Regions from separate parts of the Homo sapiens genome. Here region 2 is linked to region 1. Evidence: chromatin loops called from intact Hi-C (ENCODE). Cell type or tissue: heart left ventricle. All regions are shown on one strand. Each heading gives the region's core, and the rest is flanking DNA. Links, peaks and the distances in the headings are about the cores only. Region 1 overlaps LARGE1 (LARGE xylosyl- and glucuronyltransferase 1). Region 2 overlaps LARGE1 (LARGE xylosyl- and glucuronyltransferase 1).

Region 1 (2,814 bases), core at 280-2,779:
TTGGATCTGCCATGCACTAAAAGGGGAAAAAGAAAAAAGAAAGAGAGAGATTGTCTTAGTGATTTGGAACTGATTGGCCTTACCAACTTGGAAGCTCCTTTTAAACACATAGGTCCTTTTTAGAGCCCATTGAGGAAAGACCACTCTAATCTCCCTCTACCGCCCACTACTTCCACTACTTCCAGTAGAGCCTGGTGGTCAATAACCACCAGGGAAGTTAGAGCCCGTTCTGCAGCAGTGATTGTCAGAATCATGCAGTGGCACCAGCACTGCCATTCTCTTATCCTGCGACCATATCCTTGGCTGGGTTGCAAGCAATTTCTCATATGTAGTAGGCCACAATGGATACTTGTTTGATTAAATCAACAACAACAACAATAACAACAAAACACTGCTCTTCTGTCTGGAGAGTACTTTTAGTAGACACCTCTTCTTCCTTTCATGATAACTCTCCATACAAATTTGTGTTTTTTGAGATGGAGTTTCGCTCTGTTGCCCAGGCTGGAGTGAAATGGCATGATCTCAGCTCACTGCAACCTCCGCCTCCCAGGTTCAAGCGATTCTCCTGCCACAGCCTCCCAAGTAGCTGGGATTACAGGCACCCGCCACCATGCCCAGCTAATTTTTGCATTTTTAGTAGAGATGGGGTTTTGCCATGTTGGCCAGGCTGTTCTCGAACTCCTGACCTCAGGTGATCCACCGCCTCAGCCTCCCAAACAAATTTTTAAATATCTCAGCCTTCTAGTCCCTTTTCCCATGATTTGGCTATAATCTCAAACTGCTCTTGCAAATTTTTTTTTTTTCTGAAGAAACATAGTGCTCAAAGAGACTCTCATCACTCTGATGAGAGAGAAACAGATCCAGTGGATTAACGTGTTTTGCTAAGTGCTGTGATAGGAGACCTAGAAAACAAGCTTTTGGCCCTTTATATGATCTTGAGGGAATCTCCTGACCTTTTGGATACTTAGTCTTTTCGTCTGTAAATTGAGTACCATAGCATTTGTGTCACAGCATTACAATGCCAATTAAATCAGGCCGAAGCACTGTAGTGTATGGCCTGACACGCTACGGTCTGGAAATTTCTCAGGAAAAATAAGGGTGTGATGAGTGGAAGTGGAACACTCCCTCTCTCTCTCTCTTTTTTTTTTTTTTTAAACTTGATTTTGTTTTTTTGGAGACAGAGTCTCACTCTGTTGCCAGGCTGGAGTGCAGTGGCGTGATGTTGGCTCACTGCAACCTCCACCTCCCGGGTTCAAGTGATTCTTCTGCCTCAGCCTCCCGAGTAGCTGGGATTACAGGCACGCACCACCACGCCCAGCTAATTTTTGTATTTTTAGTAGAGACGGGGTTTCACCATGTTGGCCAGGATGGTCTTGATCTCCTGACCTCGTGATGCGCCCGCCTCGGCCTCCCAAAGTGCTGGGATTGCATGCATGAGCCACCGCGCCCAGCCCAATTTGATTCTTTATTTTGGTAGTAGCTAATCTATGTGATGAAGCCCTGACTCTTCATTGTTCTCGTGTCACTGATGTAAAACAACAACACATTTAAATGTGTGTTTAAAATGTACAATTCATATAATGTACAATTTAGTGGTTTTTAGTATTTTCACAAGGTTGTGTGATTGTCACAACGAATTCCAGAACATTTTCCTCACTCCCAAAAGAAACCCCATATGCATTATCAGTCACTGCCACTCTCCTCTTATTCTAGCTCCTGATAACCATGTTCTGTCTCTGTGGATTTGGACTGGGAGAGACATAAAGGATAGGGGCTACTCTCCCTCCCGTCTTAAATGCGTCTCAGTCATGAACCTTGCCATATTTTAGTGCTTTAAACATTTTTAAAAATAGTTGATTTGAGGAGGAGGAGGATAAAACAAACAGCAGAACCCAAAAAGAAGAACTCGGACTCCAGACTTAATTCTATCCTTTGCCCTCTGGCTAACTTTGGATATGCCAATTCTTTGTCTGAGCCTCATTTTCCCCATGCAGATAATTTACATTGTATTAGAGAACTACCTCCTCCCCAAGCTCTCTTTCAGGCTTAAATTCAGTGATCTTGAGTCTGTGTGTGTGTATATATATATATGTATATACACACACACACATTGATTTTCTTTTACCATGTGCTGGTTCTTTCAGTCTCTTGCTGCTTTCTGTTATCCACGGAGCTGGCATTGCTTTCTATTTTTATCAGTGTACTATTTAAATATAGAAATAAATATCTTATGTATATCTATTTGTGTGTGTGCATAAAGCAGTGGAATTTATGGACTAATGCGGTCACTTACGTAAATTACTTAGCACGGGGTTTGGCACATACTAAGTGCTAGATAAGTATTATTTGCTAGGTGAGTGATGGGTCACCCTGGGGTAGACCAGTTGACATTTGCTCATATGGAACTTGTTCAGTGAATTGTCCTAAGTGATCACAGCTGGAAGCTGCCTTGGTCTTTGGATGGGGCTTCTGCTGTCTGCATTCTTTCCTCTTTGCTTTCACTAGTTTCTGGAACACGTCAGTGTGAATTTTTTTTTAAGGCAGAGTCTCGTTCTGTTGCCCAGGCTGGAATGCAGTGGTGCAATCTTGGCTCACTGCAACCTCCACCTCCCAGGTTCAGGTGATTCTCCTGCCTCAGCCTCCCGAGTAGCTGGGATTACAGGCACCCACCACCATGCCTGGCTAATTTTTGTATTTTTAGTAGAGATGGGGTTTCACCTCATGTTGGCCAGGCTGGTCTTGAACTCCTGACCTCAGGTGATCTACCCATCTTGGCCTCCCAAAGTGCTGGGATTACAGGTGTGAGCCACAGCA
Region 2 (2,814 bases), core at 135-2,634, 91 kb before region 1:
CATGTAAAGCACTTGGAATAGCATCTGACATGTCAGTGGCTCCATACACATGTATATAATGTTGGCAGAGTCAGTTACAGTCCTCTGACTACTTTTCTATGGTGGGAACTTTATTATTCCATGTTTAACAGACAAGGAAACCGAGGCACAGACAGGCTAAGTTACTGGCCTGAACTTTCAAAGACAGTTAAGTACCAAGGTGGAATTTGAACCCAGGGGGACCTGACTCCACACTTTCCAGTGATCGTTGGGTGGAAATAGTGTCTTGCCCAAGATTTATTACCTAAAAATGAAATATATTTCAAAAAAGATACCCTCAAACTCTAACATTTCCAGTAAAAGCAGGACAAATACTCTATTTTATAATCCATTTAAAATAATAAACATAGCTGCAGTTCGTTGAGCAAATTGCTCCGTTTCAGCTGCCACGTGTTACATTGCCTTTCTGTTTGGGTCACGCCCTGAGACCTTTGTGAAAAAGTTGTGAGGTCAGATCAAAGCGGCGGCTGATGTGCTCCTGGAAGAGGAGGTGTCCTGGGGAGTGAGGACAGTTGCAGTAGCCTCTTAGAGGAGTGAAAACCTGAAGACCAGCTTTCTACCCTTTGTCTGCACAGGGTTTCCTTGAGGTGAGGCGTGCCTGTGGTCCTGGCCTGCTGTATCCCTCTAACCTCAGCATGTCTTAGGTCCTGTCCCCGGATTCAGTCAGGCTGTCACAAAGGACCGAGTTAGCCAGGAAAGAAGAGGTTTTGCGTTGGACAGAGGTAGGATGCAAAAAGCGGCCTGTGGAAATAATGTACCATTTTCTTATTTAAGTTCCCTGAGCAGAGGCAGGAGAATAGAGGACAGGAGGAGAAGAATAAAGGAGGAGGGAGGGAGGGGAAGAGAGACGGAGGAGGGGGAGAGAGAGGGAGAGAGAATACAGCCGGGTGGGGTGGAAGGAAGAAATATCAGGGTTGGGAGGTGAGAGGAGAAGGGATGCAGCCTCAGTGGGGGAGGAGGAAGAAGAGGTGGAGGAAGGTGAAACCAGTGACTTGTACTTGGCTTCTTGTGACATGGAGTGAGGAGGGCAGGGCAGGACCCAAGTGGGAGGCAGATCCTAGGCCTGGTGGAAAGGAGGAGGAGGAGGAAGGATGTGAGGTAGCAGACAGTGGGAGGGTAAAGAATGGCATATGAATCTGAGAAAGGATCATACAAGTTTTAGTGCCAGAATTGGTGATGGGGTGTTTTGGATGGGTAAACAGAGGCACGTTGTTGGACCCTGGTCAGTGGCTGTTTCCCAGGTTCTATGGTTGTGACATGCTATCTTCCTGGGTGGGTGAAGAGGCTGGACCCCAGGCAGACGAGCACGCTGAGTGCCACCTGCTCCATGCTTCCACTCGTCCTGTGTTGCCTGCCTGCATCTCAGCTTCCCGGAAGGCCCCAGGAGCGACACGGCCTTCAGGGCTTTCAGCCGGGGGCAGGAAGTGCTCCATCTGACACCATTCAGAACAGACTAGACAAATAACTCCACAGCATGTCTCATTAGGCCAGGAACACTCCAGCTAATCGAGGCGTGCCTTTGTCGTGCGCTGCTCGTGCCAGGGGAGTTAAAAAAAGAAATAGGCCTGATCCCAAGGGTGTGGGCAGGGCAGAGATAATAAACCCAAATACAAAGTCAGGCCACCCAGGAATGAGGTGGTGTGCTCTATCGGGGCCGGATTCCCCCAGCTCCAGATCATCTGGCCAAATCTGCACCCTCCTCCCGGGCCTCCCTTTTGCTGGGGATGGTTTGGGCAGAGGTGAGTGGGCATGCTTTCTGGTAAAAGGATCCGATTTTAATGTAAGAGGCTTGCTTGTGTGTTTTCCCAGCTAGTTCACTTCCATGGCTTTATTTATTTTTTTTTTTGAGACAGAATTTTGCTCTTGGCACCCAAGCTGGAGTGCAGTGGTGCAATCTCGGTTCACTGTAACCTCCACCTCATGGGTTCAGGCAATTCTCCTGCCTCAGCCTCCCGAGTAGCTGGGATTACAGGTGTCTGCCACCACACCCAGCTTATTTTTTTGTGTTTTCAGTAGAGACAGGGTTTTGCCATGTTGGCCAGGCTGGTCTCGAACTCCTGACCTCAGGTCATCCACCCGCCTCAGCCTCCCAAAGTGCTGGGATTACAGGCATGAGCCACCGCGCCTGGCCATGGCTCTTTTCCGTGCTCCAAATTCACTCAGTTTCTGGCTCTTCCTGCCAGTGTGCTCCATAAGACCAGCTCCCAGGGAGCCCTACACTTAGCGTTTGGTCTGTAAATTCCATGGGACTTGCTTCATAGCTGTAGAAACTCAGGTTCAAGGGCGTAAAGGATGTGTCCACAGCTAGTGTGTCGCTGGGGGGGTGGCGGTGTTGGTGGTGATGATGGGGATGGCGATGATGACACTGGTGATGACGATGGATAGCAGCTGCTGTGTATTTTCTTAGGAGCCGTGTTAAATTCTTTAATGGCAAAGATCGTGCTAGTAATAATAATAATAATAATAATAATAATAATAATAATAATAGATAGCATTTACTGCGTGTCTGCTCTGTGCCATGGAAGGTTCTCAGCACTTCTGGTACACTCAACCTGAGAATGACTCTGTGAAGTGGATGCTGGCGTGCCCATTTCACAGTGCAAATAATGAAGGCAGTGTCACGTCAGAGTCTGCATTCTTACTGCTAAGCCACGCCGCCACATGGCAGTCAAGACAGCGTGCTGTGTGTGGAGTGACCAGCCTCTGTGGGTGGGCGAGTGACTGGCTGAAAGGTTGACGTCAGAGCATGCTCTATTTTAGGTTCTTCAACTCGAA

Evidence for each region. Hi-C counts contacts between places; a loop is a spot of excess contacts. Peaks named below come from ENCODE experiments on the same cell type or tissue, not always from the same donor. Only the 100,000 strongest peaks of a DNase experiment are listed, where the experiment ranks them.
Region 2: it touches region 1 in a loop (2.3-fold over the local background); 3 of 110 quality-filtered maps call a loop at or near these places.

What each region holds. Positions count from the first base shown.
Region 1 is chr22:33,781,224-33,784,037 of GRCh38, reverse strand. All of the region lies in intron 1 of LARGE1 (LARGE xylosyl- and glucuronyltransferase 1), which reads left to right. Among named protein-coding and RNA genes, the nearest start is that of LARGE-AS1, 58 kb to the right of the region's middle. RefSeq lists an enhancer at 850-1,350. In heart left ventricle, for the core only: no CTCF peak of the experiment used is centred there; no DNase peak of the experiment used is centred there; H3K27ac peaks cover 1,726 bases.
Region 2 is chr22:33,872,072-33,874,885 of GRCh38, reverse strand. The region is part of intron 1 of LARGE1 (LARGE xylosyl- and glucuronyltransferase 1); the gene reads left to right. Among named protein-coding and RNA genes, the nearest start is that of LARGE1, 47 kb to the left of the region's middle. In heart left ventricle, for the core only: no CTCF peak of the experiment used is centred there; a DNase peak (open chromatin) is centred at 1,533; H3K4me3 peaks cover 429 bases; H3K27ac peaks cover 1,811 bases.